Linked DNA regions of Mus musculus: region 1 is linked to region 2. A link is a loop called in an ENCODE intact Hi-C map of the cell type or tissue named here. Cell type or tissue: left cerebral cortex. All regions are shown on one strand. Links, peaks and the distances in the headings refer to the core of each region. The heading gives the core; the rest is flanking DNA.

The links. A loop is a pair of places that touch in the nucleus more often than their neighbours do. Peaks named below come from ENCODE experiments on the same cell type or tissue, not always from the same donor. Only the 100,000 strongest peaks of a DNase experiment are listed, where the experiment ranks them.
Region 1: it touches region 2 in a loop (2.5-fold over the local background); 1 of 42 quality-filtered maps calls a loop at or near these places.

The regions. Positions count from the first base shown.
Region 1 is chr4:103,165,595-103,181,885 of GRCm38, reverse strand. It overlaps Slc35d1 (solute carrier family 35 (UDP-glucuronic acid/UDP-N-acetylgalactosamine dual transporter), member D1), which reads left to right. Exons shown (of 12, transcript NM_001356276.1): 12 at 8,106-11,237. The coding sequence ends at 8,214. It overlaps Mier1 (MEIR1 treanscription regulator), which reads right to left. Exons shown (of 13, transcript NM_001039081.2): 13 at 16,132-16,291. Among named protein-coding and RNA genes, the nearest start is that of Gm46864, 41 kb to the left of the region's middle. In left cerebral cortex, for the core only: no CTCF peak of the experiment used is centred there; DNase peaks (open chromatin) are centred at 4,011, 4,634, 7,637 and 10,397; H3K27ac peaks cover 2,381 bases.
Region 2 is chr4:103,307,192-103,323,482 of GRCm38, reverse strand. It overlaps Oma1 (OMA1 zinc metallopeptidase), which reads right to left and starts at 9,637. Exons shown (of 9, transcript NM_025909.3): 1 at 9,600-9,637; 2 at 3,955-4,461; 3 at 1,615-1,843. The coding sequence starts at 4,442. It overlaps 4930456L15Rik (RIKEN cDNA 4930456L15 gene), which reads right to left. Exons shown (of 4, transcript NR_045887.1): 3 at 13,868-13,971; 4 at 11,651-11,898. It overlaps Gm36523 (a long non-coding RNA gene), which reads left to right and starts at 9,761. Exons shown (of 6, transcript XR_867961.2): 1 at 9,761-10,011; 2 at 11,325-13,680; 3 at 14,753-14,877; 4 at 15,533-15,674; 5 at 16,060-16,200. In left cerebral cortex, for the core only: CTCF peaks have their summits at 9,128 and 9,814; DNase peaks (open chromatin) are centred at 8,841, 9,349 and 9,707; H3K4me3 peaks cover 1,527 bases; H3K27ac peaks cover 1,538 bases.

The sequences.
Region 1 (16,291 bases), core at 3,409-11,408, 140 kb after region 2:
CTATTATGCTATTATGTATTTTCTGCCATAAATATGTGCTTAGAAGTTTGTTGTATGAACATAGGTCTCAGTCACACTTGGATAAACACATAGATTTTTTAGGTCATATAGTAGCATATGTAACAAGGGCTGGGGTGTGACTCAGCGCTGGAGTGTAAGACAAACATACAGGAGGCCCTGGAGTCGGGGAGAGTATGGGGAGGGGGAGAAGAAGTTGCATCCTGCTTTATTTTCCCTTCTAAAATGTTGGGACTGCTTTGAAGAGCTGCCAGGAGTGCATGGAGTCCTGGTGCTCTGTGACCTGGCCTTAAGAGCTGCCTGTCTTGAGTTGATATGAGCCTCTCTCCAGCTCTGTCATGCAGGCTGACTGTGATCTCCTTGCTCCAAGGGTTAGTGATATGAGCATCCTTGCAGTGCTGACAGGCCATCAGCATATTTGTTTTGTTTATCTTTGTTTTTTTATTTTGCTTTGTTTTTTGAGACAGGGTTTCTCTGTGTAGCCTTAGCTGTCCTAGAACCCACTCCGTAGACCAGGCTGGCCTCAAACTCACAGAGATCCACCCACCTTTGCCTCCTGAGTGCTGGGATTAAAGGCATGTGCCACCACCATCCAGCTGCATATTTTCTTTAGTAAGTTGCAAGTCAGATATTTGTCCATTTGAAAAACTTGATCATTTCTTCTCTCGTGCTTTTAGAGTTCGGGAAACACAGCATACTCAAATTTGGGCCTCTTCTTTTTATTAAGAGTATGTTTTGACTGATCCAAGTCCAGAAAGGTTTTTCTCTTGTGTTACAGATTGTTTTGTTTCAGGCTTCATAATTGTTGACAAAGCTACTTTTGAATTAATTTTTACTTATTATAAAGTCTAGATTAAGGTACTTTTTAATATGCTGTGTTAATAAATATAATTAACTGCTTCCACTCTTTTAGTTAAAAATAAAGTCCTATCTATTATATAAAAACCACTATTGTATAGGTGGGTTTGCGGGGTGTTGTTTATTGGTTTTTTCTTTCTTTCATTCTTCTTTGTATCCACTCTATAAGAGAGGCAGACTGAGATCGAGAGAAAGGAACCTGAATGGCTATGGAACACAGGTAATGAGCCTGTCACTCTATGCCAGGCAATCTGCTGTACCATAGTGGGTCCCCTCATAGTCGTGGGGTCTACAGTAAGCCAGTGTCATACAAGTAAGTCGTGGCTCTAGGACTATAATCCAGAGGGCTGGACCCCAGAGTCTAAGTTACATGTTCAGTAGATGAGTGAATAAATTAGTGTAGCCTCATGAGTCACATGTGTTACTGCTTAGATCACCAGCTTTTGAGGGCAGAAAATCACTTATCTTAATTACGTCAATATACATTGTTCCTAGCCCATAAGAGGCATTCGGCCATAGTGCTAACAGCAAAACACTGCCAGTATTTTCCTGCTTGATTGTGCGGCTGTGAAAGGAAGGCTTTGTAATGGCTCCTGCGAGGAGCTCATTTCAGAGAGAAGCGAAGGAGCTTGGCCCAGTTGTTTAGCTTCTAAGACCTGGTTTGCAGTTCATCCTCCATATCCATAGTCCTAACCCCAGAACTGTTTATTTAGTGTTGGTCGGTAGATGAATACATTAACTATTTCCATAGGTTTTCATAACGTGCCCCCTGGTTATATAAGCCTGAAACCTTTTTTGAGGGGCGGGGCACTAACAAAGTCACCCAGACTCCCCACATTCTGGGAGGGGTGGGATCCAACTGTAGAATTGCTTCCCAGGACAACGTTCTAGTGACCTTTGCCCAGCATTGAACTCTTTCATTCTCTCATTTGGATCTTTGCTTCTTTTTCTAAAACTTTGAAGTTTTGGTGCCACACTGTTTTTCCTAAGTAGTTCCCTTGTAGCTTCTTCTGGTCCCGTCTTCTGAAGTAAGAGCCTGAGCTTTCTTTCCTTTATTGGTGGTTCTCATTTGGACTAAGAGCAGGACATACTTACATTCCCTTAGTGGCTGCTGAAGTCACACCTGCCAGGCTGTTTACAGTTCTATAATGAATGGGTTCTCATTAGAGTGCTTTGCACTTTTGAATAAGTCGCAGGGAAGCCAGCTGGCTCTTTGGTAATAGCTCAGTGGGAAGAGGAAGAGCTGAACTGAGATGTAGCATAGTCCTCTGCGCTGCCTCTGCTGCTGCTGTCAACAGCTACCTCCTGTTCCCTCTTGGTGACCTTAGCTTCTCATGTTCAAAATGTGGGGTTCCACTTCAAGTTGTCAGCCCAGCGTGCTTCTGTTCCTCTGTGGTTTGAATCAGCCTAGAGTGTCCCATGACTGGGGCCACTTTGTAGGAAACTTGGAAATTTGAAGGAGTTTCCCACAGGTTTGCAAAACTCATTAGCTGTGCTCTGCTAGTTCTAGTGGGAATCTGCCCATATTTAAATTTTCTTGAAGAGCGAAGAAAGGAAAAAGTGGGCAGCTACAGAGAGAGGGTGCTTTAGTCCTACGCAGCGGACATACTTAAGCAAATGCCCTCCCCGGTGCAGAAACCTCTGCAGAACCTGTAGCCCTGAGTCCGAGGAGGGATGCCTATCGGGGTATTCAGACTCGCCTCCTAAAGCCCATAGATGCACACAGAACCTCACCAGAATTCTGATCTGGAAGTGATTTTGTCTGGCACGTTAGTTAACAAAGCTAGTGATAGTCTTGTCAAGGATGTGAGTGCCACAAACATCTCAACAGGGTTTGGGAATCTTTTAGGTTTTTTTTTCCCCCCTTCTAAATTTATTCCTGGGCAGTCTCCCAAAACTCCTAGGCAGATGGAATGGTTCATACCCTAGCCAGACTTCTGTGACTAATAGACTTCTATTTTTGAAGTGTGTGCAAAGACCAACACTTATTTTAGTATAGGTAGGACATAAACAGATACCTGGGAAGGCAGCAGCTAGCTTTGTGCACTCTGGTCTCCTTGCTCGCCCCTGTCTTACTGCTGTTTTATCTTTGTTCTTTCAGCTCCCTTGGTAGGTTAGGTAGAGTCAGCTGTTGGGTCCATTGGCTCCTTACACTAAAGTATGTGCTTGCTTGGACAAGAATTTGCTCTTCAGGAGGATTGATTTATTTATAAACAGCCATGTGCTCAGAGCCCGCCTGAGGCGGGTGGGCGGAGCTTCTGTAGGGAACTGGAAGATTTGTCTTTGTGGAGTTTTCCAGATGCTTGCTCTGCTGGCTGCAGAGAAAGTGTAATGGAGAAAACAAGGGAGGAAAAAGACGGCTAGGAAGGTTGTGGGCTGCATATCCTGTTTGGACTGGGAATGGAGGGAGTAAGCCCCCAGTTTCAGAAAGAAGAGCAAGCAAATGGCCTTGATGTACAAGTGAGTCTGGAATGTTCCAGAACCAATAGGCCTACGTGGCATGGGCAAGCAGTGAAAGGTCATGCCATTTGGTTAGTTCGAGGAGTAGATTAGGCGGGAGTTTTGGTCATTACAGAGTTACTGGGGAGAGGGAAGAATGCTGGTGGAGTCTGTATGCAGTGACATGTGACTTAGTTTTAACAGGGTCCGTTTGGGCACTGTGTGGAGCCCAGCCTGAAGGAAGGGAGGACATGTGGAGTGCTCGTGGCACTGGTGGTTCCCTGTAGAGATTGTTCTGTAGTTCAGGGTGCCACGGAGCAATGCCCAGGTATCTTTAGACCTTCTGGTGAAGAGCTTGCAGGGCAGTTGTTATAAAGTAGCTATCCAGACTGGCGAGCCATTCAGGTGCTGTTCCCAGGATTTGTCTGGGAAGGTGTCACAGAAGGAACGGTATGTGACAGGCCCTACTGGCTGGCTACTTGACCTGTTGAAATGATTTATTACCCTACTGTACAGCTTCAGTGTGTGTTTTACTGTATGGTTCTATGGAACTCATTCTGCTACATGATTCTGTAGCCTACACACTGAGTCTTCTAGCATGCTGTAAATCTAGAAGACATGGGCTATGTGATCAGAAGTGTATCATCCCAGATGCTATCGTTTCAGCAGATTCCCATCTCCTCAGAAGTGGGAGAAGTGGGTGGTGCAGTTTCAGGATAGACTGCAGTAATCTATCTATATCCCTTTGTGAGGAAATGTGGTGGTGGTGCTGCTGCTGCTGCCCCTCCTCTTCCTGTCCCTTCCACATACCCATCTTCATTCTCATCCCTCAGCTGTGCCTACCACCACAGGTCTCTGAAATAGTAATACTTGAATCTGTAAGGTTTATATGGAAAAATACTCGTTTTTAAAAAAGGCTTGTGTAATGGTTGGTTCTTATTTTTAATATGTATATCATGTTATTGCTGGATATTTAGTTCTTATTAGGTGACTCATGAATTGTCATTTCTGTAAGTACAGTATTTGGTGATAGTGATGATCAGGTCAGGACAGGTTGCAGCACTTTTCCTTTGTCCCTTGCTGTGGACTGAATACTGTGCTCCTCCAGCATCCATGTTAGAGTTATGATTCCCAAGGTCAGAGTTTTAAGAAGAATGCTTTGGTGGGAGCAGAGTCTGGAGCTAAAGCTCTCTTGAGAACGGTGTCCCAGGCAAAGAGGAGGAGCCCTTGCTGCCTCCTTCATTCAAGGGACCCATGAGAAGACTCCCGTCACATACACATTCCACCTCCACTCTCTACTGCCCAGCTCCAGAACTGGGAGAGTAGATAATTGTTCTTCATATGCTGTCTCTTTTATAGTGTCGAGTGGGCTAAAGGACTTGTGACTCTATCATGCTACGGCTACCACGTGCTGATGCTTCCTAAGGAAAGTAGAGCAGAATTGTCTCCTCTTCCGACGAGTGTGTTAGAGTGCTCTGCCGCTCTCTCACTTGTTCTCTCTCCTTCTCCCTCTCTCCCCTTCCCTTTCTCTCTCCTCTCTGTGTGTATTAACATAGACTTGTTTTTTTAAAGAATTACGTATTTATTTTATATATATGAGTACACTGTAGCTGTCTTCAGACATACCAGCAAAGGGCATCAGATCCCATTACAGATGATTGTGAGTCACCATGTGGTTGCTGGGAGTTGAACTCAGCACCTTTTGGATGCTCTCAGCCAACCATTGGACTGAACATAAGGTTCCCAATGGAGGAGCTAGAGAAAGGACCCAAGGAGCTGAAGGGGTCTGCAGTCCCCTTGGAGGAACAACAGTATGAACTAACCAGTACCCCAGAGCTCCTTGGAACTAAACCACCAATCAAAGAAAACACACGGTGGGACTCGTGTCTCTAGCTGCATATGTAGCAGAGGATGGCCTAGTTGGTCATCAATGAGAGGAGAGGTCCTTGGTCCTGTGAAGGCTCTATGCCCCAATAAAGGGGAATGCCAGGACCAGGAATGGGAGAAGGTGGGTTGGTGAGCAGGGGAAGGGGGGGGGGATAGAGAGAGGATGTTTTCGGAGGGGAAACCAGGAACAGGGATAACATTTGAAATGTAAATAAAGAAAATATCTAAGAAAAAAGAAAAAGGAAGAAGAGCGAGCAGCCAGTGCTCTTAGCCACTGAGCCACCTCTCCAGCTGCATAGACTTTATTTTTATTTTTACTTTTTTTGCAGTGGAATCAAACACAAAGTCTTGCTTTTCAAGTGCTGTGCCAGTGGCCTACAAGCCCGCCCATGATTATATTCTCATTACATATAAACTCAGTTAATCTTCTAGCCAAGCCTAGCTGAGACATTGCGCAGCGTGTGCTTGACCAAGCTGACATCAGTTCTCAGCTCAGAGCTACGCTCTAGCCATAGCATCCCAGAAGGATTTAGGTTGGTTGACATCCAAGCCTGCCACTGTAACCTAAGGACTCCATCACCTAGCATGCCATTCTGTTCACAGGGCACAGCTGTGTCTTAGTTCATGCTATGACCCTCAGAATCATGTGTGCCAAATCAGCATATATTCAGCCCTTATCCCAAATCTCTCAGGGCTTTTTGCAACATTTGGGGAAAAGCCAACATTGCTAAGGGACCACCTTTCCCCACCTTTCTAGTCTTAAAGGGGCAGAGTGGTTTTTTTATTTGGGAATCTGAATTTTTTTTTTTTAAAGCAAGTTTTGCCCCACATTGGGAGCAAATGCGTTGTAGAAAAATTTCATTCCAATCCTGGGTTTCTACCCCACCTTTTACTGTTCAGTTCCTGGATAGAAGACACCCATGACTTTTATATTTATTACTAGACTTTATTAGCACTAATGGTTGGCAGATATCTACTCTCTATGCTATTGAAATTTATATCCTATTGATAACCCCAAGTTATTGCTATGTTTCATCTGGGTTGCTCTTAACTCCAATTGGCCTGCTCTCATAGCTATGCCTTCTTGACTCCTATCCCATGGTCTTTTTCCTCTCTCCACCTTCTTCTCTCTCTCATGGTTCTTCTCAGACCCCAAGCCTGGGATCCCAAGACCCTCCTTTGACTCTTCTATTGGCTGTTGGCATCTTTATTCACCAATCAGGGATAATGTAGGGGGCATGTTACATGGGGTCACCTGGGTCTACTTGTGTTCTCTAGAAGCAACCAGTATTTAGCATAGCAAAAGACAAAGCCTAGATGCATGGTAGCATTTGTATTCGTGTGCAGACTGATGCTTCAGAAAGATCAGTTCACTTCCCTGGGGCTTTAGAGTTAGTGGTATATATTCAGGATTTGGACCAAGACTCAACTCTGGTTCAGGATTATTTCATTGCTCCAGGGTAGAATAGAGTCTGGGGACATGTACAAGCCCTGCTGTGCTTTAAGCCTACACTTCGAGATGTTCGCATCCAGGTGAAAGGGGCTCAGTAACAAAAGAAGTAAGACTACTGTTTTAGGTCTTCTTGATGAGTGTGACTAGGAGAAGATGAAATGAAAGAAAGAAGGGCATCCTTTCTCCATTGTTTGGGTTGGAGTGGGTTGGGAGCAAAGGGAATTGATGAGATGTTCATGTGGTCCTCAGGGAGTTTTAAGCTTTAGGCACAAAGGCACTGAGGTCCTAGCCAAGCTGTGAGGTCTCATCTGTGAGAACACACACATTGGAGAGCAGAGATGGTTTCCAGGGTTCAGCAACAGGATGCAAGGACTGCCAGAGGCCATGGGAGCAGCCAGAGGCCCTGGCTGCGAGTGGGTGCTAGAGGGTGGTAAGCTCAGTACCCCAGAGTGCAAGCTCATGTGCAGGGGACCCTGTGGAGGTCAAAGAATAAGGCTTACACCCAGGGAGCGGTGGTGCAAGTGCAGTGGGGGCTGGGTGTGGCAGCTGCTGCAGCAGACTCCATTTTCTCTTCTGTACATCCCTCGCAGGGATGGAGCACCTTGGAGGAATAGCACAACAGCAGGAGAGTCCTACTAGAAAGGATAGACTAGCGGAAGCTTTGGAGCATGGATGGAGGCCTCAGAGAGTGGGCAGTGGTATTCTTGTTCCTGGTATACACTAGCGTTGCTTCCTCACAGGATCCTGAGGTGGAGTTCTCACCCTTCTGCAGCTGGCCTAGAGCTGGGACATCAAAGCCCAGGGGAACCACAAAGGGTTTTAAGTGAGCAACATGTTGAGGAGTCTTGTGGTCAGGCCAAAGATGGGGGTCAAATTCAAGGCAAGAACAACTTAAGGGGAAAGCCCAGCCCAGGCAGTCTGCTGGCTGGTGACCCAGTGGACTGAGACTGGCAGTCTCTCAGCGGGTGTCCGACAGGGATGCGAAGGCCTCCCAGAGAATGAAGGAGATCATTGTCTTCATGAGTGCAGGCTAGAGTGGCATGTATGAGCATGTGAGGCATGCCGACAGCCAACCGCAAGCCAAGGACTCAGGGGAGCGCTCTTCCCTAAGCTTGCCTCTAACTAGAAAGGAACCGCATGGCATCTTAGCAGTCAGGTATAACCACAGCCAGTGTTCTTGGGGTATCTTCCAGACTTTTCTCACTTCTGATTGAAATTGAGGTACACATTCATGTTTACTTAATTCATATAGAAGTCACCAACATTTAATATTTTGTGTAGTTTTTGTTAAGATGCCATTGCCAATTTTACTTATCAGCAATCTAATGGATGTCTAGTACTCCATTCTGAGGACATGCCTAACTTTTACCAGACTTTACCTGGTACAAGTGTAAGGACTCATTCCTTCCTTCACTTTGTCCCTCCCTCGTTATGGCTTTCTGTTTTGCAGTATTGCTGGAAGCCTGGTGTACTCTTACATCACTTTCACGGAAGAGCAGCTGAGCAAGCAGTCAGAGGCCAGTAACAAGCTGGACACGAAGGGAAAAGGAGCAGTGTGACCTCCGCAGCCCGGAAGACACTGGAGCCTCCTGATTGCGGGGAGTCAATGTTCCTTTGCAATTATACAACCCTGGGATTGACTGCTGCCTTTGGAAATTTATTGACTGTATGCTAACTGTGTTTGAATTAATTTATATCAGACTGGAAAATGTACTGGGTGGGTTTTAATTTATTTTTTTCCTCTGACAGTGAAGCATCAGTGTTTTGAAATCCTTTACTCTATAGCTTGCTATCTGGGTGGCCCTGGCAGTGTATACAATGTGTTCCAGCTAGAGCTGCCTTCCAGTGGGCTGTCTCTGGAAACTAGCTGGAAATGCAGCTGAGGATCTGAAATTTCTTTTTTCTTTTCTTTTCTTTTCTTTCTTTTCTTTTCTTTTCTTTCTTTTCTTTTCTTTTCTTTTCTTTCTTTCTTTCTTTCTTTCTTTCTTTCTTTCTTCTTCTTCCTCCTCCTCCTCCTTCTTCTTCTCCTCCTCCTCTTCCTCCTTCTCTTCCTCCTCCTTCTCTTCCTCCTCCTTCTCTTCCTCCTCTTTCTCCTCCTCCTTCTCCTTCTTTCTCCTTCTGCTTCTTTCTCTTCCTCTTCCTCCTCTTCTATTTTGTTCTTCCTTCCATTTCCTTCCCCCACCTTTTTAATTGCACTGTCTTCATAGTATCACATTTGCCAAAGGTGGCAGCTTTGGCACTAAAAGCCCTGAGAAGTGTTTTGCTTTCCTAGACTGTGGGGTGAGCAGAGTGTGCCTGGGAATGTCTGCTTCCTCTTTGTTCAGCTGGAGACAAGCAAGGGTGGAAGAAGCCAGCCATTCACTCACTCGTTCAGCTGGAGTGCAGTGAAAGTCCCTCGCAGGCACTGTGCTGAGTGCTGGAATACAGAGATCCATTGGTAATGGTCCTGCTCTAGACTGAATGGAAAATGGAAAACGTGGTTCTCTGTCCAACTGGAAAAATCCGAGACTGTGCACCAGTTACTTCAGCTCTTTGGACCTGCAGGTCTATGAGATTAGAAGCCCCTGCTCTGCCTACCCCACGCCATGAGTCCAGAGCCCACAAGAGACTGAACAGCTATATTTTGTACACCAGCATAGCAGTGGCTCAGCCTAACCCTTTTCTTAAAGGGACAATCAAGGCAGCTGCCACCCCGTCCCCATGCCTTCATCATGTGGATGTAGTTGCTGCTCTTTGTATCCCTGTTTGCAGGTCCTCATTTCCACACAAAGGCCTACATTTCTGAACTGATTGGTGTGAGGGAAGAGCTAGGTGGGCATCTTTCCATTATTGGAACTTGGTCTTTTCTTGGAAGGATCTAAGTCCCTCTCCCTGAAGTGATGTGAGGTCAGCTCTCACCTACAGATACGTCTACCTGATGAGCATCTCAGAATGGATATATCTCCTTTCCTCATTCTGAGAGAGCCTGTGTGAGTGGACATTGACTGAACTGCCTTAGGGAGGAGTGATTGCCAGAGCTGGGTGGCATGGCTCTGAAGCATCGCTGGCTTTGGAGGGGCTTGCTTGGGCCAGCATGATTGCTAGGGAAGGAGCTTGCTTCTGCTTCCTTGGTGCTTAGCTGACTGCAGGTCTGGAGCTTGTATTTTTTTGTGTCTCAGTGGGGAATAGGAGAGTTTTGATTTTTTCCCCCCCCTCTATTTGAAAATTTTCATCTTTAGGCTCTATCTTGCATATAAATTTTGTAAGAAGGACATTTGTTAAGTTTTCTGTGATCTTGTATCAGAAATATGTGGGAGGTTTTGGTCAGTAATGCCAAGACAGGCTCTCCATGGAGTGTTAGTGGGTCACAGGGCCACTGAGGGCTTTAGGTCTGGCCTTTGCTTTCCATATTGAGGGCTCTTAGTGACCAGCACATTGTTAACCACATGGACAGATAGAGGGGGCAGAGCCTGGAACTCTCAAGTGTAGTCCTCAGCCAGAGTCGGACCTTAGTTGAAAGGACACAAATGAAAGAAGAAAAAAAAGGAAAAGAAAAGAGTCAGCGATTTGTAAGTAAGACCTACCTGCACTGATTTTAGGCCCACCCCAAAAGAACAAGGCTTCCATTCAGAGGCCATGGTCCTCATATTTTCTTCTAGCTCAGATGAGCCACACAGCTCTTAGAACTGTCTTCCCCGAGTCCTTCTCTGGCAATGATGCTCTTTCTTCCCACGTCTGTGCCATGCTGCTTTCTCCCACAGGCTATAATGGAACTTTCCTTCCCTGGGGAAAAAATACTGAGAATGAGTGCAGTGGATACTGAATATGGAACCCAGTGCACACAGCGCTCAGCAGACACAGGTCTGCCATCCTTCCTTCAGTGCCAGCAGCATAGGGCACCATGTTTTCCAAGACTCATGAAACTGCTTCTTGCCTTCAGATGCTTAGGCAACAGACTCTGTCCCTTATCTTTTTGAAAATACAAAACAAAAATAGTCTCTGTATAATTATAGCCACTGTTATTCTGCTTTTTAAAAAGAGAATTATTTTCATATTATGGTGGCAAATATGAAAAAGGGAAATCTGTTTTCTGTCTCAGTGGGAGTCCGTTGCATTTCAGTATGGTAGCTCAGTGAAGACTCAGCTGTCACCCTGAGGTAGCTCCCAGGCCTTCATCCCTCACCTCAGAGCGAAACACTGGATCCAGCCCCTTTGTCACCATCACTTTTCTAGGCCTGCCTTCTGCTCCTGCTGTTCGCAGTTCACCTGTAGGATGCAGAGACTCTCTAGTGTCTTGTTTTTAACTTTTACGTTGAATATATTTTTAAAAAAGAAATCTACTGGTTAGATTTTATCTTCTCACAGAATGTTTTTAGAGATTATTTTGTTCACAGATGTTTCCTTTCTCATGCTGACGAGCGACCTTTGCCTACAGGTGTTCGCCTCTCACACGTCTTTTCAATATAGACTCTATTTACCAATTTACTTAGTGTTTTTAAGAGGTACTGAGCATTGAGGTATGTAAATCAGGTGACATAAACATGGAAAATGATGTGCCTAACTATTTTTTTAATGATGTCAAATAAATACTTTTTCTGGAAAATGTGTGTTAGAATTCCTTCCTCCTGTGTCGTGAGCATTGAGAGATAAGGATCTGTTCACTTAAGAAGGTGACATGCAGGTGCCTACAGTCCAGGGTTGGGGACACCACTCAATATTAGTGCTTTGCAAACCTGCCATAGAACCTGCGACTACGTAGGCTGTGTCTTTGACGTGCCCATGATGAGCCTCGAGGAGAGAAGTGCTACTCTCTTTTTAGGATGTTTGACCAGCTCAACAAGCACTCTCTGGCCCACTAGCTGTCCTGGGTAATAACCCCCAATAGTAGGCACTTAGCAGGAGAGCCACTCTGGTACTCAACTGAGACAGGAGCACATTAACGTATTCTTTAAGAAGTTACCAAGTACACAGCGCAGAGTATGTCCACCTTGCTGTGCACTGGCCTTCCATTACTAAACCGATGCTATAGGCCTTGGCCAGAAGCCTCCGTTTCCCTGTCCTCCTGTCCCCGATGGTTGCATCTTTGTTTCTATGGGTTTGACTACAAGTGGGATGGTGCGGTATGTCTTTTGGGGACTGGTGTAATTCATGTAGCATGTCCCCAGGGTTCCTCTCTGGACTACACATCAGGCCTTCTGTGAAAGCCTGCGCTGCTCTGGTGTGTACACAGCACAGCTCATTGATGGACACGTGGGTGGCTTTGGTTCATGTTGCTGTGAGCATGGTTCTGCGTGTCTTGTCAAGACTCTTATTTTCGGTCATTTTGAATAAGGAAAAACTTCATTGAAGGATTTTATATTTACTCTGTGTGTGTGTGTGTGTGTGTGTGTGTGTGTGTGTGTGTGTGTGTGTGTGTGTGTAGCTCAGATGAAGAGGAAGCACTGAGGACATGTGAGGCTCTTGATACTCAGTTTCATCACACACAAAGGGTACACACATCCTGTCTTCAATCATACGTAAGCTTTTAGAAGGCATTGATATTTTGGTCTTTTTAGTTCCTAGCCCATGCTGGGCACACCATAGGTGTACAATAAATCTTGATAGGGATCAATTTTTAGTTTAAAAATTTAAAAATTTTTTTTTTTTGTATATGTTTTGGAAAGGCAACACCAGCTGCAGTATTTGCATCGGCTTCAGATCTCAACTGAAAGGAAATAAAACTTGAGACATGTTATTCATGTAATTTATGTCAAATAGCCCAAAGAGTTGTTTGTGAGCTTTGAAACCTGGGGCTGAGAACATAGCAGAACAGGCCAGGACATGCCCGGGCAGGCCCGTCGTTACATGTCCTGATTGGCCTAGTGCCTCCCTATCTCCCGCCCTTCTGACAGTCTGTTGATGTTTAAATGGACCAATCATGTGAAACCGCGCCAATTCCTCCCCCTTTTCTATAAAAACCCCTAGCTTCCAAGCCTCGGGGTTGAAACCACTGTCTCCTGTGTGAGATACGTTTCGAACCAGAGCTTCGCCATTATGGTTCCACCATGTGGTCGACACCTCTGTCTCCTGCGGGAGATATGTGTCGGCCCGGAGCTCCGTCATTAAACTACCTCATGCTTTTACATCAAGATGGTTGTCTGTTCGTGATTCTTGGGTGCACGCCGAATCGAGAATTGAGTGGGGGTTTCCCCACTAAGTTCTTTCAGTGACAAATCCCAGTCTGTGGGAGGTAGTGGTGGATGCAGTCAGTACAATTGTAACCTGGTGATAGGACTGTGGCCACCCTGCTAAAATCGATTGAAAAGGAGAAGCCTGACATGGCCTGACAGCCACCAGAGTGGCTAATCTGGCCATGCTACCCCAGGCAGATTGCCCTGCAGCTTACTTAGTAGGGAGGGTGGTGCTCTGGAGAGCCAGACAGGACTTCAGAGGACAGACTGAGAAAGCCATTGTACACATGAGATCTAATGAAGTGAAGCCAGGGTGAAGGCACAGACGGAAGAAAGGACAACCCAACAGATGATGATGAAGGCTGCTTTAAAAGTTATGAAGCTAGGGGACTGGAGAGATGGCTTGGTAGTTTACCAGTACTATTTGCTCTTCCGGAAGACCCAGGTTCAATTCCCAGCACCCACATGACAGCTAACAACTGTCTGTAACTCTAGTTCCAGGGGATCGAATACTCTCACAGGCACACGAACTGTATAGCCCAAACATATTCACATTTTTTTTTTTAAATGCCAATAGCCCTAAGCTGCTTGATGTATGGCTGCAGAGACCTGGACAAGGTCCTATTTTTACATGGTTTTCCCCTCTATAAAAGACAGGGCAGCATATAAGGCTCTAGGAGGTCACATCTGGACTGCAGTAGACTCTTCTTGCCCAGCACTTACTTACTGTTTTGGCGGCCTGCCTGCTACCTCCATAGAAGAACCAGAGAGCATGTCAAAGCACACCTGCTAGGTGTTTTAATTTCCTTTAGAAAATAAGGACAGTTAGGACTAAATGTCAGGTGTCAGCAAAAATTTAGTCAACTACAAATCTCTTAAGTCTGAAATCTACTGGGCTCTGAGAATTTTTAATTATTATTAATTATTATTATGAGTTATTACTATTATTATTATTATTATCATTATTATCATTATTATTATTATTATTATTGAGTTGCCAAACTCATTTGGCAACAAAATCTACCCTGAAATTTGTTAACCTACAGGAGTACTTTGATGTGGACCTAAATGTTTTGTCAATGGGTTGTTTTTACAAATGTGAGCTCAGTATTTTGAAAAACTATCTTCTTTCTGTCAGAAATGCTGGCTGGAGGATTTTAGGTAAGATTATAAACCTGTCCTTATCTGGTGCTCTCTAGGGACAAGAGGGTTCCTTTATGATGGCATGTGTGCTCACAGCCTTGTGACATCAGTTCCTGTACCTCGAGCCAGCTTAGGGGTTCTGCATATCACAAGATTACTCAAGTGTCCAGATCAAGACATCTTGAAACACGGCCAAACAGAATAACTAAGTCCTGCTGGACGGGACAAGGCTGGCCTTGAACTCAGAAATCTGCCTGCCTCTGCCTTCCAAGAACTGGGATGAAAGGGATGCACCACCACTGCAAGCTAAATGAGGAAATCTTCATCGTCAGTTTAGATTGAGAAAAATTAGAATATGGCTGTAGTTTATATAGCTTCAGTGTTCTGCACCAGATAATGTGTACATAGTGTATATATAGACAATTTATGGCTGGGTGATGATGGCCAGCACTCGAGAAGAATGCAGAAACAGGCAGATCTCTATGAATTCAAGGCAGCTCAGTGTACAGAGTGAGTCCCAGGACTGCCAAGCTTACACAGAGAAACTGTCTTGAAGACAACCACCCCACTACCCTCCCAAAAAAGCAAATACAAAAGAAAGAAAAAGTGTCCCTTTTAGCCCAAGCAGGCTGTAAACTTGCTGTATAGGCAGGCAAAGACCTTCAACTTTGACCTGACCCCCTGGCTGCTGCCTCCCAGGCGCTAGGACACAGATACGGCTATTTAGCCATTGAATCTGTTCTAATTACTTTTCTTCCGAGACAGGGTTTCTCTGTGTAGCCCTGGCTGTCCTGGAACTCACTCTGTAGACCAGGCTGGCCTTGAACTCAGAAATCCGCCTTCCTCTGCCTCCCAAGTGCTGGGATTAAAGGCATGGGCCACCACACCCAGCTCAAATTACTTAAAACAAAAATTTAAATACATCTTTATGTCACTTTCCATGTCCTAGCATAGGAAGACCATCAGTTTGGATAATAAAATACATGACCTCAGAAGGCTAACTTGAGTGGGTGATCCTGTATGAGTTTTAAAAATTCTAAGTGACCAGAATTACGAGGCATAAAGAAAAAAAATCAAGATTAAAATCTGAAAAATCATTCTTCCAATGTGCTGGGTGACACTTGGGAAAGCCCGTATGGCTGCTAATGGTGACTGTCAGTTAGACACACTGCAACTGTTGCTTATGAAAGTGAACCAACACTCAGATACCCCAAGTACCACTATGGGTTACCTACCAACAGAACAATAAATGTTGTGATGTTTTATTTTGCAAAATAAGTGGTATGAACTTCACTGAAAAAGAAAACTAATAATTTTTAATTATATAGTTCAGAGAATGAGGGTAATGGTGATCTTCAGAGTAAAGCCTCTCTGGGGAGATAAGAAAAAAGATATACCCCTTTTCCCAGGTGTGGTGGTGTAGCCTCCCACAAGCCTGAAGCAGGCTGAGCCAGAACTTGACCTTGCTGCCACTAAGGAGATTACCTAGGGTGGAGCCTTCCTCCCCAGATCACTCTATTCTGCCACTGCTGCTGTTCCTCTTCAAGATACTGCTACCTGCTGAGGCCTGGAGCTATTCTGGAGACTACACCCTATCACCTGCAGCTGGTTCCAGGCTCCAAGGATGAATTGGCGGGAATGGACTTTCCCCCTTTTATAAAGGGTGTCTGCCATTAAAAATTTGAACCTTGAGCAGACTAGTTGTCTTGGTTCCATTATTTCTCAACCTGCCCAGGCTCCCTCTTTTCTTCCAGATTCCAAGATGCCTTCCAGCTCGAACCCGGACATGTGAGCCACTGGCCGGCCCCAACATGGTGGTATATACTTTAATTCTATCACTTGAAACAAGCTCAAAGGCAGTTTGGGCTGCATGTCTAGGTGTAACATCCCAGCATTTGGGAGACAGATCTCTTGAGTCTATGTAGTAAGCTCCAGTTCACTCAGAACTACATAAGAGACCAAACCAACAAAACACAAACTCCAACACCTCCCCCCATATTAAAAAAGACAGACAGAAAACAATCCAATGTCAGGTAACTAAAACCAAGACCACAGAAAAACCGTTGATTGCACTGTTCGTGGGCATGGAGGCACAGGGATAGTACAACCTTCACTGTGTGTTCCGAGCAGCACAGAGTTTAAACACTGAAATTAAAACAGTGAAATAACTAGACACCACACAAGTATGTTTACAAAAATATTTTAATGAGCATATCAGAATGGCAGAAGGAAATGGGAGGAAGGACATATTTTACAGTGCAAATTATTATGCAGAAATTTAAAAACATCTAATTTATAATTTTGAATGCCTACTTAAATTACTTCAAATACATTTTAAAGCTCA
Region 2 (16,291 bases), core at 5,085-13,084:
CAGCGTACAACTCCCAGTCCACAGTCAATCATCAAAGGAACTCAAGGCAAGTACTTGGAAGCAGAGACTGAAACAGAAACCATGGACGAATGGCCTGGTGGTCTCCATGGCTTGCTTAGTTCATTTTCTTATACACCCCAGGGCCACCTACCCAAGGGTGGCACTGCTTACAATGAGCAGGGACCTTGCACGTCAATCATTCATCAATCCATTGCCCCATCCTGACTATGTACAGGCCAATCTTATGCAGGCATTTTCTCAGTTGAGGCTCTCTCCTCTCAGATGATTTTAGTTTGTGTCAAGTTGACAGCATACTAGTTTGCACCCCATGTAATTAGAGTACTTTATAACAGCTCTATAAGATGTTTAAATTCACAGACCAATAAGTTAAGCAGTAAAAATGTCTATTCATATGAACACACTTATACATACATACAGATCCACGTGTATATATACAGTATTCATATATGCAAATCCATTCATATCTGCATGTATTTTAAACTATCTGAATAGTAGAAGATACTTCAAAATTTTTGCAAGGTTTGTTCCAATCTTACCAAAATGTTTTTCTCAAACCTGTCTTCCTATTAAGACTAGATTTTAAGACATAGTTTAAATTTGTTTGTATTCTTCTAATTATTATCTTAGTTAAGATCAACTTTTATAGCAAAAAAGTCATTGCTATTAGTGATAACTTTGCTAAGTTCATGTGTTCATTTGTACCCAAGCATATGAAGACCCGAAGCCATTACCCATTCAACAACAGCATCCAGCACTTCCCTGGATGTAATTACTAAAACACAATGATGTCCATCTTTGAGGACACACGAGAACACATTGTGACTGTATGTCTCCACGAGCTGAGATTTCTGAATCCCACCATTATTTTCTATTCAGAAAACAAGTGATTATGGGGCACATACCAGCGAGCTTATTGCTTAGGAGGCTGAGGCATAAGGGTCACAGGTTGAGGGGCCAACCCTACATAGCAAAACTCTGTTTTAAGAAGAAAAAAATTGGCAGAAAATACAATAAAATTTCAGTCAAAACTGACTTTTGGGAAACAACTATCTTATACCTGACTTTCGAGGTATATAAATTCTCACAGCATGTTTACTTATTTGATACATAAAAACTAAGCACTAGTTTGCATGGTGTTAGATCCTAGAACAAACAAACCAACAAGGTTGTCGGTCCCACAGAGCTTAGGCTAAAAAGGGAGAAGGGCACAGACCACGGAAAGTTCCATAATGTAAAGAAGACAAAGGGAAGGAAAACTGGGACCTAACGCAGTCCTGCCAAGCACGGAACAAGACCACAAAAGTCCAGTTCTCAGCTCTATGGGCTGAGTCGCAGTCGGATCCAGCCTGAGCATCGGGGAAGGCTTTCCTGAGTGGGGCCACCATGACGCACAAGCACAGCACAGCAGGAGCCGGCTGGCTGGGAGGACAGCCATGCACACGTGCAAACACCTTTCCCAATGGGAGACCTTGGAGGAGATGACTAATGTGTCAAAACTAAAACTAAAAGCAGTGTATCTTCTGTATGTTAAAAAGCTTCCTGCTTTGTGTGTTAGCTTGTGCAGTGTAGTTACAGACAATTCTCACTACTTACTACTTCATATTCCAGGTCTGACAGAAGTCGGAAGTGTTCTTTGCCCACTAACAGTAGTTTACTCCTTCCGGTGACAGGGCTCACTTCCAGGTGAGTGAAATAAAACACTACAAAGAGCAGTCCAAATGCACTCAGACCAAGAAGCAGCCGCCACTTGTTCTTCCTCACGCTGTCTTTAAATAGCTCCTTCTTGTTAGGGGGAAGTGCTTGCCACCATTTCCTTATGCCCCTGTGACAAATCAGAAATGGCCCGTCTGTAAGTGCATGCTCACACCTCACCAAAACCAACCCCTTCCACCTTTGCTTCTGTACACATAGCTCTTTAACTAAGAAAACTCTCAGCTAGAGAATGGAAAGTCATCGACTCTACAAAATGATAATTAAAACTCCTAAGGCTTTCCCACACCTGCTAATGTGAAGGAAAACCCTAGAATAAGGAGCAGTGTTGTTACAACTCCCACTAATAACACTTCCTATTTACCATATGCTAAGTGCTGCCTAATCACTATGCGTGTGCTCTTTCTAACACCTTGTTACAGAGAAAAACCTAGCCAAGGGGAAAGCCATTCCCAGACTGACCACTTAACAAGGATGAAGTCCGCAGACAAGCATCTTGGAGTCATGGAGGATAAACTGTACCTTTCCCACTGGCTCCTCAGGCTCCAGCAAGGAACCGGAGGCACTACCTCAGCACTGACCGACAATAAGCAGCCCTGCTCAGAAGCAGCAGCCCCACTACCGTCCTGGGGGAGTAGGGGAGGTGAAGTACCAGAGTAATAAAAGTGAGCTGTTACAGAAGCCATCTGGGGAGGGCCTTGCTGGCTGGCAGTAGTGGACAGTGGTTCTCTAAAGTGCCAGGCTAGGTACGAAAACATTTTGACAAAACATTTCCTTGTGGATACACTTTTTTTAAGTCTTAAAATTTATCATGCACACACACATATGTGAAATTTCTCTTGACAAGAATTCATTCTACAAAACAATTTTGTGAAGTTACTACAATCTTACTAAGTCCCTGCTATCATTTGGAAGTACCCACCAAAAGTCTATGTATTCAATATCAAAGGCTTGGCCCTTGGCCTGTTGCACTACTGGGAGTGGTATGACCCACAGGAAACAGGAACTAGTAAGAGAATGTGGGGTCTCTGGAGAGATGTCCTCAAAGGGGCTATTAGAACCCCAGCCACTGCCTGCTTCTGCCTTTACCTTCCTGACCATCATGAAATGGACAAGTCTCCTCTGCCAAGCATTCCCACACCAGGCACTGAGCGAGCCCAGCCTATGCAACCACAGACTAAAATCTCAGAAAGCATGAACCAAAATAAGTCCTCGCTCCCTTATTATCTTGGTTATTTCATCATAGTGTCCGAGGCCGACTAACACAGAGAAAGCGACTGAACCAGAAGGGCCACAAAACAATGAAGTATACTCATTTCCTACTACAACACTTACAGCATCACTGCCTACTTAAGTATATGTGTAACAGATTATAAGAGGAAATGTATAATAGTAAGATCGACACCAAGATCAAACAATTTATAGGACTAGACCTCACAAAGCAATCATTCCTACAAGTGAGGATGAGTTTGTTTCTCAGGAGCCAACGTAGATACCCATTTTCTGTCAACATCAAACAACAGAATTAAATACATTACAGAGAAAGTCTTGGATTTTGAATAAAAGTAGACTGGGTTGTTAGTCTGGCAAGGAGGGTCGGCATATTTAGCCAACTTAGCAAAACTTTATGAAGAGACAGATTTGCTTTCTTCAGCCTTCATGAACTAAGGAAAAGGGGTTGAGAAATAGCCACTTGGATATAAAGTGCACAGTTAGAAAGGACTACCAAGAGAAACGTGACAAAAATCCCCTGAAAACAGAATGGTGGTGTGAGCTTTATCAGCGTGGCTAAGGCTGAGCACCTAACTATATAAATGAAGTCCTTCATTTCATGCCAACTGCCTAAAATTCCACAAAATCAAAGGGCAATGTTCTTAAGTGCTGTTGTTACACAAATCATTGTCAATATTGCCCGTTATCCTTATAATTAGAAATGTGAAATCTTTTAGAAATATCTCAACCAACAAAACTTAAGGATCACATTTGTGCACAATTAATTTGCAACAAATTATATTTCAAGATTATTAAAATCATACACACAAGACTGATAGAATTTACCTTTAAATTTTGAGCTAAATATGGCCTAGGGAAAGGTTTCCTTAAAAGTAGTTTTATAAATACTAAAGTTTAATTATTAAAAAGTATTATATGTTGATACACATGTGAACATAAAACTTCATGAACTTTAACACAAACACTGTTTTCCCCCCAAAGTATATTTACCTGCCCACGATGATAGCAAGGAGCTTTTGCACTGGCTTCAGAATGAGCAGCAAGAGAGGGACTGGGGCAGCCTGAACCCTTGCAGATGTACGGAAACTCCGGGCCTCTATTACGGCAGGACAGCTTGGAGAACAGGAGGCCGCGAGAGCAGGAACGCCAGCCACTTTCCTTGCTCCTTGTCTTAGAACAGAATCACCCCGCACAGTACATCTGTAGGTAAGCACCCCCAATTCCTTGCTTTGGGCACTTGAGAGGCATCTTGATTTTTTGTGATTGAGAGTCCTACAGAAAAGAAAGTTTCTAGGCAGTAAGGTCACTGAATGACAATGACTGACTGTGTTCAGTCCCCAGTATGCATTTACTGCTCGGAGCTTTGGTGCCAGTGGACAGCTTGCTGGGGGGGTCCACTGTCTCCTGTTGGCCAGGTTATTCACTCCAGAGAGAAACCGATTTATCCTGGTAGACTGCAGTCCATAAAGGAGGCTCATCTTTCTTTTGCTTGGTTATCTAGAACACACACACACACAAATAAGATATAAACACCTGTGGAAAACATGTATTTACAAACTGGGAATGTAATGCTTAAGAAACACATGCTGAGGGGCTGGCAAGGTGGCTCAGCGGTTAAGAGCATGACTGCTCTTCCAAAGGTCCTGAGTTCAAATCCCAGCAACCACATGATGGCTCACACCCATCTGTAATGAGATCTGATGCCCTCCTCTGGTGTGTCTGTAAACAGCTACAGTGTACTTGCACATAATAAATAAATAAATCTTTTTTAAAGAGAAGAGAAGAGAAGAGAAGAGAAGAGGAGAGGGGAGGGGAGGGGAGGGGAGGGGAGGGGAGGGGAGGGGAGGGGAGGGGAGGGGAGGGGAGGGGAGGGGAGAGGAGAGGAGAGGAGAGGAGAGGAGAGGAGAGGAGAGGAGAGGAGAGGAGAGGAGAGGAGAGGAGAGGAGAGGAGAGGAGAGGAGAGAAACAAGACACATGCTGAACGCGTCAGGGTAGATGCCTGTACTTCAGTGCACCACGCGCAGCAGCACCTTCAACAGGACAAGCCAGAGGAACGCACACAGCCTCAGCTCACTACACAGTGCTTACTTTCAACACTTGAATTTTTTCACTTCATTTTAAGAAAAAACATTTTATATTTTTTTTAGTTGCAGGGACTCTATTTGATCAGCAAATCATTTGTCAAAATAAGAAATAGCTTCGATAAAACAACAAATGTGAATCAGTTGACAGTAATAAGAGTATAATGGGATAGAAAGGCTAACTTAAAAAAAAATGTTATCTTTAAGACTTTTAATGTACTCATTCCAATAAACCCATGGGGCTTTTGATTAGAATCAGGATGAAAAGAGGGACTTTAATGCCACCTAAAATTGACTTTTTAAAGGGAATGCATAAAATGAGGATTTCCACATACTTGGGGGGTAGGCAAAGAAGGACTGAATGATGGGAAACAAGACTCAACCTACAACTGCCCCAGAGAATGGCTTTGGTGAGTCTCCAAACCACACATAAGAGAAGGACTACGCCTATAAGTGCCCTAAACTGAAGGTGTGATGCTGGGCACGCCTGTGGACCAGGCAGCTAGAGCTTATGGGCAGAAGGAAACACAAAACCCAAAGAGAGAACTCAAGGTCTCTGCAAGCCCCTCCCTTCTCTGCAGGCCTCCCTATGCAGCTGAGTACTAGCTGGGCATACGAATAAGAAATCCCCCTGAAGCTTGCAAAGAACCATAATTTCTGGGCACAATGCACAGGCCAGGGTGCAATATCTGCTCCCATTGATCAAAGTGGGAAAAGTTCCCATTTGTAATTCACAGAAATTGGGTGGAACTCCAAAGAGTCCAGCACGGATGTGAGAGCTGCTCTAGCCCCAATAGCAAAGACTAAAACAAACACCCAGAGAAACAGCACTCTAAAGGATCAAGCTGCTTCTAATAGCCACATCTTGGATTTAAAAAACAAAACAAAACAAAACAAAAAAAACTCAAGAATCAAAAAATAAACATTTAGCAACATGTAATTCACAATTTAAAATTACCAAGCAGAAAATGAGATTCACAGAATTAAAGAAATATTAATCAAAGGAAGCTGACTCCTATCTAATACAAATGGCAGTATTAGTAGACAAGGATATTCGAGTTGTTATAACTAAATTCCACGTGTTAAAGCAGTGAGCTAGCTAGTTACACAAGGCAGAAGTCGTTCTTAAGACACTGGTAGGAGAAAGACAAAAAAAATTGAACTGTTTCACATAGGAAAGTATATTTAAGCTCTTTTAATAGAGATCAAACTATAAAAATGACATGAATACATTTCTTCCCTTCAAATCTGATGATTTACTGTTACAAAGCTCAGACACTTGTCCAGGCATGACCTCAACTTAGAGAATGAGCCAGGAGGTCATGTTAGTCCCTAGTAGCCATTGGTCTCAAAGACATCGGTAGACACTTAGCACAGAGAAAACTTCACATTACGCCGTATCCAGCATATGAATACAAAGACCCACGTAGGGCCTATAGTTGGTGCCGCAGCACACAAAGGGCAGGTAAGCTAGACCTGGGAGGAAAGGCTCTGCACAGGCTTGCACAGAAAAGGACGACGAAACGTACCTACCATATGTGAGAGACCACAGGGAGGGGAAGGCAGGGCTGAGACAGGCTGACTACCGACTCATGCAGAAGATGCCTGAAGGCCTTCATGGTTCTGAGACCCTACTGTGCTTTCCACATCTGCCTGGGCTTCAGAGGCTCTCTAAGGTAGCTCCTGCTCTTCACCCAGTCTCCCTGTCTTACCTAGAAATGAGCTCAACATTCCCATGGCAGGAGGCAGCTGTACAAGACCCATGTGCAAGTTAACATTTCCATGGTAACTGTGTCATGAGACAATCTGAGGGATGCTCCCTACTCCAACTTCCCAATCTTCTACAAACCACGTTCCCAACTATACAGACTTAGCCTTAGGATGTTAACATCCAGAAAAACCAAAGGTCACTTTAAGTCAGCCCTGCCAATCTACCTCACTACCTCAGCCCAGCTCATCCTACTTTTGGGCCCCCGAGTTAGAGATTTTACTATATTGTAACTACCTCACTTTAGTTCACTACCAACCCCTCCTCTAAGGAACCTAAAGCAATCCCTCAGGAAGGCAAATCAAACCAGGTGGGCAGTGGTGGCACATACCATTAATCCCAGCACTCAGGAAGCACAAGCTGGCAGGGATCTCTGTGAGTTCAAGGCCACCCTGGTCTACAGATCGAGTCCCAGGACAGCCAAGCCTACAGGAAGAAACCCTTTCTTTAGAAATGAATTAAGATACATTGCTCTGATCCATAACCAAGATGATATGCTAATCTACAAACAGCAGGACGTGCTACTACCTGCAAGAGCCCTGAAGCTGAGAAGAGCGAGCCTGTACTCTAGCACTTGAGTCACAGAGCTGTTCAAGACAATTTAAAAACAAAACTTCAGTCCAACAGGGTAACAGGAGAAGCAAAGTCCAATGCCAAAAGCAACACTACATAAGACTTCCTATAGAATGTTCCCTGTGCTGTCCACTATGGCAGCCCTGGCGTGTGGCTAGGTGCATATGAGGAGCACAATTTGTACTCTGCTTCATTTTTATTAAAATGAATAAGAGGACAGCTCTGCACAGTGCGGGTTAGTGTGATAGATGCAGGCAAGCTGCAGCAAGGCCAGGCAGATGTGAACAGTCACACAAAGGAGGCCCAACTATATAACAAAATTTGTTTTTTATGTTGCCAAATGTTACAAACGTTTCTGCAAACGCTACAAATTCAGTCTTAATGTGAAATTTACCTATTTTAAAATGTTGCCAACCAAATTAATAAAAGTTGATCATCTTAACCAAACATTCCTGTATCTCATTGGTTAAGGATTGTTTTAGTCATTGATTCATTAATTCATTGATAAATCATTATAGGAATGAATGCTACAAGTCAGACGCCACTCTGTGTAGCAGATAAAAAGCAAAGACAAGACAAAAATGCCTGCCCAATCAGTAAAGCTAGTAAAGACAAACACACGAATAGATACAGATATAAGTCTTATAAAAAGCCTACGTGAAATTCAGGGGGCAGAACGGTGTTTATGAGGAATCCAGTATTTCCTCTTTCTGGGCAATTTAAGTGTTTACAGGGTATGTTACTTTGTGAATCCTAAGCCAAGCAAGCTCTTCTGTAATTTCCACTGGTTATCTGTGAGCTTTTCAATAAACTTCCTAATGTTGCTTCCAGCTTCCCAGTTCCAAAGGCACCTTCTCCAAGCCTCCTTCATCCACTGCTAAATGACAGAACATCTAGTGTATAGATATCCCCCCTCAGAAAATAAACTCTCTTCCAAATGTCATGCACCCTATTCGAACTGCTGGGATCTATCTGCTCATGAGAAAAGTGCTCATTTCAGAGCAGGTGCAAACATATTTAACGTAGTCTACCCATAGAAGGTAAAAACAAAAGCTCCAAACACTAGGTACATAATTAAAATCATTAGCATTTCTAACACTGGCAATCAAGTGCCATCCAGAATAGAAACCGTAGTTGTTAATCCGTAATCACTGATTAATCCTTCAAAAAAAAAATGTTTTTAATGGGGAAAGAAATCTGTTTATACATTTTCAAAGAGCCAGTCACTACACTACACAGCACCTAAGAAGAACTGGGACTGACGTGTGCTCTTCAAAGAACTGTGGCAGGCCAACAAACATAGCTGGCAGACTTGTAGGATTAGGAAATTAATGATGTGAGAAAATTACACAATTTGGATTGCTAGCCTCTAAGAACATTTCAAACCCTTAGTTCTTCAAGTGCCATCTCAGAATGAGCAAGTAGTGCGCACTCACTCGCACTCACTGCTGATGGCTAGGAGACAGTTTTAACAACTCTTACTGAAAACTACAATTTCTTCTCTAGTTTCTATGGAAACAGCTGTCAGATTGGCAAAAATAGGACATGCACTTTAAAATAATCATTCCAGCTAAGTACACATGATGGACAGCTTCTTAAAAAAAAAAAAAAAAAAAAAAAGTAAGTTATCAGGGTTGGCTCTTAAGCTTCCAAATGTCACACCGCACCCCTGCATCTTGGCTCGGGATGATGCCTATGAAGTTAAATCCTTTTAAGAGGGCTCCAAGACCTTGAGAGACGCTAGGAGGCGATGAACTCCTAAATTCCAAATGTGGGGTTTTCATCTGCTGGGACTAACATTTCTGGCGGAGGTTTGCCCCAGCACAGTTGCTCCCCGTCACACCGCGAGTGCTAAGTATTATAACAAGTGATCCTTGAATACAAGTTTTTGAGGAAACCAATGAGCTCCCTGGAACTGCTCCGACTGCGCTAATGCTGCGAGCTGGGGCAGGAGAGCATGTGTCGCTCTGCACAAGGACGAGCGGCGAGGCGGAGGGGAGACCCGCACAGGCCAGACCGGCAACGCCTGGAGGAAGCGCCGCTTAGGAGGAAGCCACCACCCGAGGCGGGAGGCAAACTTCCAGAAAGCTCCACCCACCGAGCCGTTCGCCTCGTCCGGCACGGCCTAGGCCCACCGCGGTCCCCGAATCCCCCGGGCCCCGCTCCCCTCTCCGCCCTCCCCGCCCCGCTCTGGAAGAACGCCGAGCCGTCACCGTGAGCGCGCACTGAAGCCACAGCCCGAGCGGAATCCAACAGCCGGCTCCGCGCAGGCGCACACCTTTCCCAAGCCCCGCCCCCTCACTTCCTGCCCTGGGGACCTCTCCGGCGCTTTTTGCTCCGCCCTTGTGAGAGCCAAGTCCGTTTCCCCAGTCCCAGTCCTGGCCGGCTGCGGCTGTACGGACTGTGGCGCCGTCTCGCCCCCGTGTGGTGGGAGGAGGATAGCCCAGATTTAAGCTACCTGCCAGGAACTCTACACCTCCTTGGTACTTGGCATGGCTGTGTTGGATCCATGCAAAACCGTGCCTGCTGTAGTTTCTACACCAGTTCTGCCAAAAGGAAAGCGATTCCAGGGGCTGCTGGAGAACTATGATGCCTTGACTTGAAGCTGCACTGATCATTCTGATCGTAGGTATAACATTAACTCCAGCATCCCGATTACTTACTAACAATCATCCCTCAGTCCTAGATAAAGGTGCATAAAAATAAGACTAAATATGAAAGACTGTTTCACCATGATCGCTCTAGGACACCAGACTTATAAGTGGTCAGCAGTATTCATGACAACAGCTCCTGGAGTGTCCTAAGACCAGATTTCATTGTGGGAATGTTTTACAAAGGAGTGTGAATACTGGCAGGCATGATTCTGTGGGAGCTGCAGCTACCCACCAGAGCCAAAAAAAAAAAAGATGCTTTGTGATTATATGAATTATTCTGGTTTTCTAATAGGCTACCTAAGACACACATTAAAGATAAAAATACTATTTATGTATTCAACTATTTATGTATTCAACAAATATTTATCTAATGTGTGACAGACACTTCATGGTGGTGATCAATATCATATGGTTACTGCAAGGAAGACATCATGAAGCAGGGATTGACAAAGGTGGACAGAGAGCATGACTACACTGAAGGTTTAGGCGTATTCAATCCATCACATCCGCTAGATGGGCTGTGGAAATATTTATAAGCAGTCATAGAGTGAACATGGTTCTACAACCCAATGGGAGCTGGGAACATAACTAGCAGAGTCACCAGTAAGGAAGAGATGAGTCAGACCTTGGGTACCATTGAGGAAAGGGGTAGATGGGTTAAGAGAAAATAGAAGTTGGGAGACAGAACCCTAGAGAACTTAAACATTTTAAAACTCAAACGAGGGCATGGTGGTTTATCTCTTCAGTTCTACCATTTAAGAGGCTGAAACCAGAAGATGACTTTGAATTCAAAACCAGGTTGGCAGATTCCATGGTCAATCCCAGGTCAGCATGGTCTACAGAGTAAGACTCTGTCTTAAAACCTAAAAAAACAAAAACAACAAAAAACAACAACAACAACACAACAAAAGTAAGAAGAGAATTAGATAGATAGAGAAAGCCAAAAGGAAGGGAAGGGGGTTGGGGTGAGTATTCAGTATGCTATAATTAATGGTAACTTACCAATACTTAACTTCATTTAAAGATAGTGATATTTTTCTGGGTATAGTGACACACCCTTCTAGTCCCAGCTCGTGGAAGACTGGGGCAGGAGAAGATCAATGATAACTGGCTGAGACATTTTATGAGCCATTTACATAGTGCCTGCCAGCCCCCTCATTTATATGTTAGACATGTAGACATGTTTTGTTTCTTACATGTAGTTCTTGGTCATGGATGAAAATGAGGTTCCAGTCTCTGACATTGGTCACTTCCTTTTTTTCAATATTTATTTCCTTACATAAGTGTTTTGTACGTGTGTAAGTCTGCACACCGGAAGAAGGCATCAACGATGAATTGCTATGTGGTTGCTTGGAATTGAACTCGGGACTTCTGGAAGAGCAGCTGTGCTCTTAACCACTGAGCCATCTATCAAGCCCTGACATTGGTCACTTTCATATGCTTATCTTTCTTAAAGGACTTCAGCTCTGTATTTTTGTTGGTGGTTTTGGTTTTTTATAATATAAGATTTCTGTTATTTGAGAATTTCATATATGCCTATAATGTATTTCTATTATATTCCAGGATGACCCCATATTCCCTTCACAATTTCGTGCCCTCTTTTTTTTTTTCAGTAACCCACTGAGTTTAATTAATGTGGCCCATACACACATGTGGGGTGGGAAACCCAATGAGTGATTGACCTACCAGAGAACACCCTCTACCACCACCTCCCCAGTGGGGAGGGGAACCCCCTCCTCCAGCAGCCGTCAATAGCTCCCATGCAGAGTCAGTGGTCTTCATCTGAGCCCCTTCCACTCCATGCTGGACCATTGACTGGCTTGGTCTTCTGCAAGTCTTACACAGGCTCCCACAGCTGCTGTAAATACAATGGTCCTGTCATATTTAGATGACACTGTTTCTCCCCAGTCTGCCCTGACCTCTGACTCATACAATCTCCCCACCTCCTCTTCAGTGATATTCTCTGAACCTTAGAGGAAGGCGTATGATGTAGATGTCCCCATTCGTGTCTGAACAAATCACAGCCACTTGCTCTTTGCACTCTGAACAGAGCACAGGTGATATGGAGGAACAAACAGACAGATACTTGGGGAAGGGGTGGGAAGAGAAGACAGAGGAAGATGTGGAGAAATGGATAATTAACATTGGGATGCTTGGGGGAGAACATGGAAACCTCGACAAACTTCTTAAATATGTACTTAAATGGAGCTACCCAACACCGTGGAAAATGTTCTTTCCAGAAGTCACAAATAAACTACCCACTGACAGGTATGGATATTCCCCTTGAGTGGTTGGACTTGGGACTCCCAGAGACCCCTCAAACACAGGCTATTGACATTGCTTTTGGTTTCTCACCAGAACTTGATAAGACCCTATTGCAGAAGATATCACACATTTTGATGACAAAACTTAGAGAAATCCACCTGTGCTGACCTAGAAATCCTTCCCTGCTGGATAGCTTTCATAGTTCTGGAGTGCTGGGGGAGAGAAGCCATCAACAAGGTTGTGGGGCAAGTGGACTATGCCACCAGGCAGAAGAACTGGTAAGGTTGGAGGAGGTTCAAAACCCCCCAGGAGATCTCATAATTGAGAGCAGCAGGCATGGAACCAGCTCCCAGCCAGGCTCTACCTGTCCTGCAACACATGACCATGTCACCCCACTGAGAGGACAATGACAAATGATCATATCATGTAGCATAAAAGCCTGGGGTTCTTCATGCTAGTTAGGTATCTAGATAAGGCAGAATGTTCACTCAATGAGCTTCCCGTCCTAGCTGTTCCTTCCTGCAAGAGATAGTTAATCTCTGGTTCACCCTGAGTAAGGTGTGTGCATTGACATCTTCCATAACAATAAAGCAGTTTGAACAACCAAGAACTAGTCTCCATCAAGGATTGTCTCCTTCATTAAGGATCACAGGAGCTTGCGGTTGGGGGCTTCATTGTAAAGTACAGTGCCTAAATCTCTCAGAGAAGGCCTTCTCTCTTCCAGCCCCTCTATACACTCAGCACTCACTCAGAACCAGATCACTCTCAACTACTCGAGGTCCCCAGTGGCGTCTTGGTTCACAGGAGATTGAGAACAACAGCATCTGTCCCAGACCTCCCTGTTTCCCATCTGGAGAAACACAAAACGTGGGCGGGACACCTATCATAGGCTGTGTTCTGCCTCCTCTGAGCAGCTTGTTGGTGATGCTCTCAGCACCCCAGTGGTGAGGCAGATTCACAGCCCAACATAATCTTGCCCAGGTGTGAGTCTGCAAGGCATAGTAATGACCAGCCATGGGTACAACAGTGGCATGAAAATCATGGGGGCAACCAATTCTTTCTGATTGGATTTAAGGCTCATTGTACAGAAGCAAAAACATGCCTCATACTATAAGTCTAGCTGGAAAATTGGCTGAAGAGCTCATAGGCCCTAAGGATGAGCCTACCATTCCATTGCTAAATGGACACGTGATCAAACTGACTTCTAAATACATTTCTCTAAACCTACAGATTAGGGCATCTGCCACTTCTCATCTGAGACGTGCCTGTGAGGTGGGCAGTGGTTAAGACAAAGGCTCAATCTTGTTGCCTTTGTCTTCATCCTACTCTCCTGCCTCAGTTCCCCACTGAGAGCTTCTGATGAAGCTGAAGGATGGTGAGTAGTGATCTATAACTTCTTCCATTCTGATAAGAGGACCACAGCGTGTCTTATTTGATTCCCCAGGGGAAGATAAGGCTTTGGATGGCCTGCATCATAGGAGCTTGGTTTGAACTTTCACACATTTAAAGACACACATGTCAAAAATATTTGAAGTGTCTAAGAAGCAGTCACATCATCATACCAAAAATGGTTCCATGAGAGGCAAGAGCCAAGAAAGCCATGGTCATGATTGTCCCAGAAGCCATCTTTGCCCAGCTTGCTCTCGAGATGAGATTCCTTGAGTTCCTGGTGGGAAGAGGCATACTGATGGTTATATAATTGAGAATATAAAAAAATCTTGGATAGAATAAGGAAAGTAGTAATCATGAAATAACAAAAGTACCTCAGAAAGAATAAGAAAACCAAACGAAAGGTGGCAAATGCTGACTGATTTATAAAATAGGGGCTATCTTTGTATTTAAGAAGATAAGACAGACATCCTTCTGTTCCCTCAGAGGAAAAAAAATAAGGGTTTTCAGCATTTTGTTTCTATAGTCAGCCATGTCTTTAAGACTGAGACTGTGACATTCAAAGGGGTAAGCAAAGGTTTTATTTCAGATAAGGACTTTTGGGGGTCTTTTAATCTAGGTAGGACAGGTCTTTATTCACCCTGAGAAAGTGTCACCAAACATCAGAAGATGTTCATAACCTTGGCAAGGCTCACCTATTAGCATTGCTTTTGCTACTATTGTTTATAAACATCCTAGAGAGTACAGATTCTAACAGCCACATGTTACAGATCTGATCTGCAGAAGTAAGCTGTGGGTCTGAATGATCCCTAACTTCTAGGTAAGGATTCCCAATGTTGTGCCTTGTTATTGGACCATGTATGGAACAATTCCCAAAGCTGAAATTAACATCAATAATTCTCTTCATTTGGAGATATTTTATCCAACATTTGTTAGATACATAGAAATTTGAACAAACAAGTTCGTTTAGTAAGGACTTCAAGGTTATTGATTCAGGCAAAGAACAAAGCCCTGATATTGAAAAGAAAAATAACACTTTTTGTCTGCTACATCAAAAGTTACCCAAGGTGCTCCAGTGGCAGTCTACCATGGCTTGAGCAGGTGTTTTTCAGGGGACTTCAGGCAGAATCCATCTGTAATGGCCGCCATCACTGAAGCTGAAGGCCCACTCTCCCTTTGGAAGGTAGGGCACCATCCTTTCCCTAACAGTGATTTCCCTCTTTGCAAAGGGGATAACGCCTTGTTTATAAGAACTCTAAAGAGGGCAGTTCTTTTCCAGGGCCCTTGTTTTCCCGCAACTCTGTGAGCACTGCCCCTTTAACATCCTCTCTCTGAAACCTGGGGTTCTCTAAGGTATGCGATGGTTACCTGCCTTTCCTTGGACCTATTAAGCTGCCTCCATTCTATCTCTGTTTTTGAGAACACCAAAAGCCAATTTATAAGTTAATTTCTGTTAAAATATCTTTTTAACAGGTATATTTTATATCAGTAGCTGCCCATGTCCTCCTCCTCCTCCTCCTTAAATTTAAAATCCAGGTCAGACTAACCCAAAGATAGAGTCAAAAAATATCAGAAGTGACATCTTAGCACAAAGCTCTTCCCTTCATAGTCACGTCCTGGCAGGCAGATCTCTTTGCACCGGCTTTCACCGCTACTCACTTGCAGAGGTCCAGTCAGCTCTGTCCGGATGCTGACTTCGTGTGGGCCTTGCTATTTGCTTTAGCTGACAGAGTATGGCAGACGTACTGGTCATTGACTTCTGGAGCCTGGCCTCAAGAACTCTTACAGTTTCCGCCTTCATCCTTTTTTGTTGTTTTGCTTTGTTTTTGTTTTTGAAGACAGAGTTTCTTTATATACCCTGACTGCCCTGGAACTGGCTCTGTAGACCAGGCTGGCTTTGAACTCATGGAGATCTGCTGCCTGGGCCGTTGGACTACTTTCTGCTGACCCTCAGAATCAATGACACAGACTCAGGAGCAGGTGAGAAACACCACAGCAAGCTTGTCTGAATGCTGTTGCAAGCTCCTTTAATACTCTCCACCTGTGCCCCATTGGTCCCAAGAAAGTGTCTCCTCTAAACAGCAGTTCCCGATTGGCTGGCATTGTCTGCATCAATCCTTGGTCTCTCAGGAAGTCCTCAATTAGGTCCTCCTGCAGAAGATGCCTTTGTGGCTGCACAGCTACCAGAGTTTACACAGAGGTGGCAGCCACCATCCCTCCTACAGAGATCCACCGGCCTCTGCCTCCCCAGTGCCAGTGTTGTTGTTGTGTGCACCAACAACATCTGGCTCCACCTTCAGCATTTAACATTGCTATCTTGCAATGCTGTAAATGGATGCTACACAAATTCGTTGGGTACTTACAGGATGCACAGAGAAGAACTGACACTATAGACAAGAACTTTCACTGATGTCCGGGAACCTGATGGCACTGCATTTTACTTTCCACAACAACAAAGGTTCAGGGACAACATTAAGGACATCCATAGAACCCTGAGACTTAACAGGTAACTTATTTAATATCACTAGGTTTTAAGGTACCTTGTTATAAAATAAATAAACAATTAAGTAATTAAGAAAATTTTATGTCATACCCAA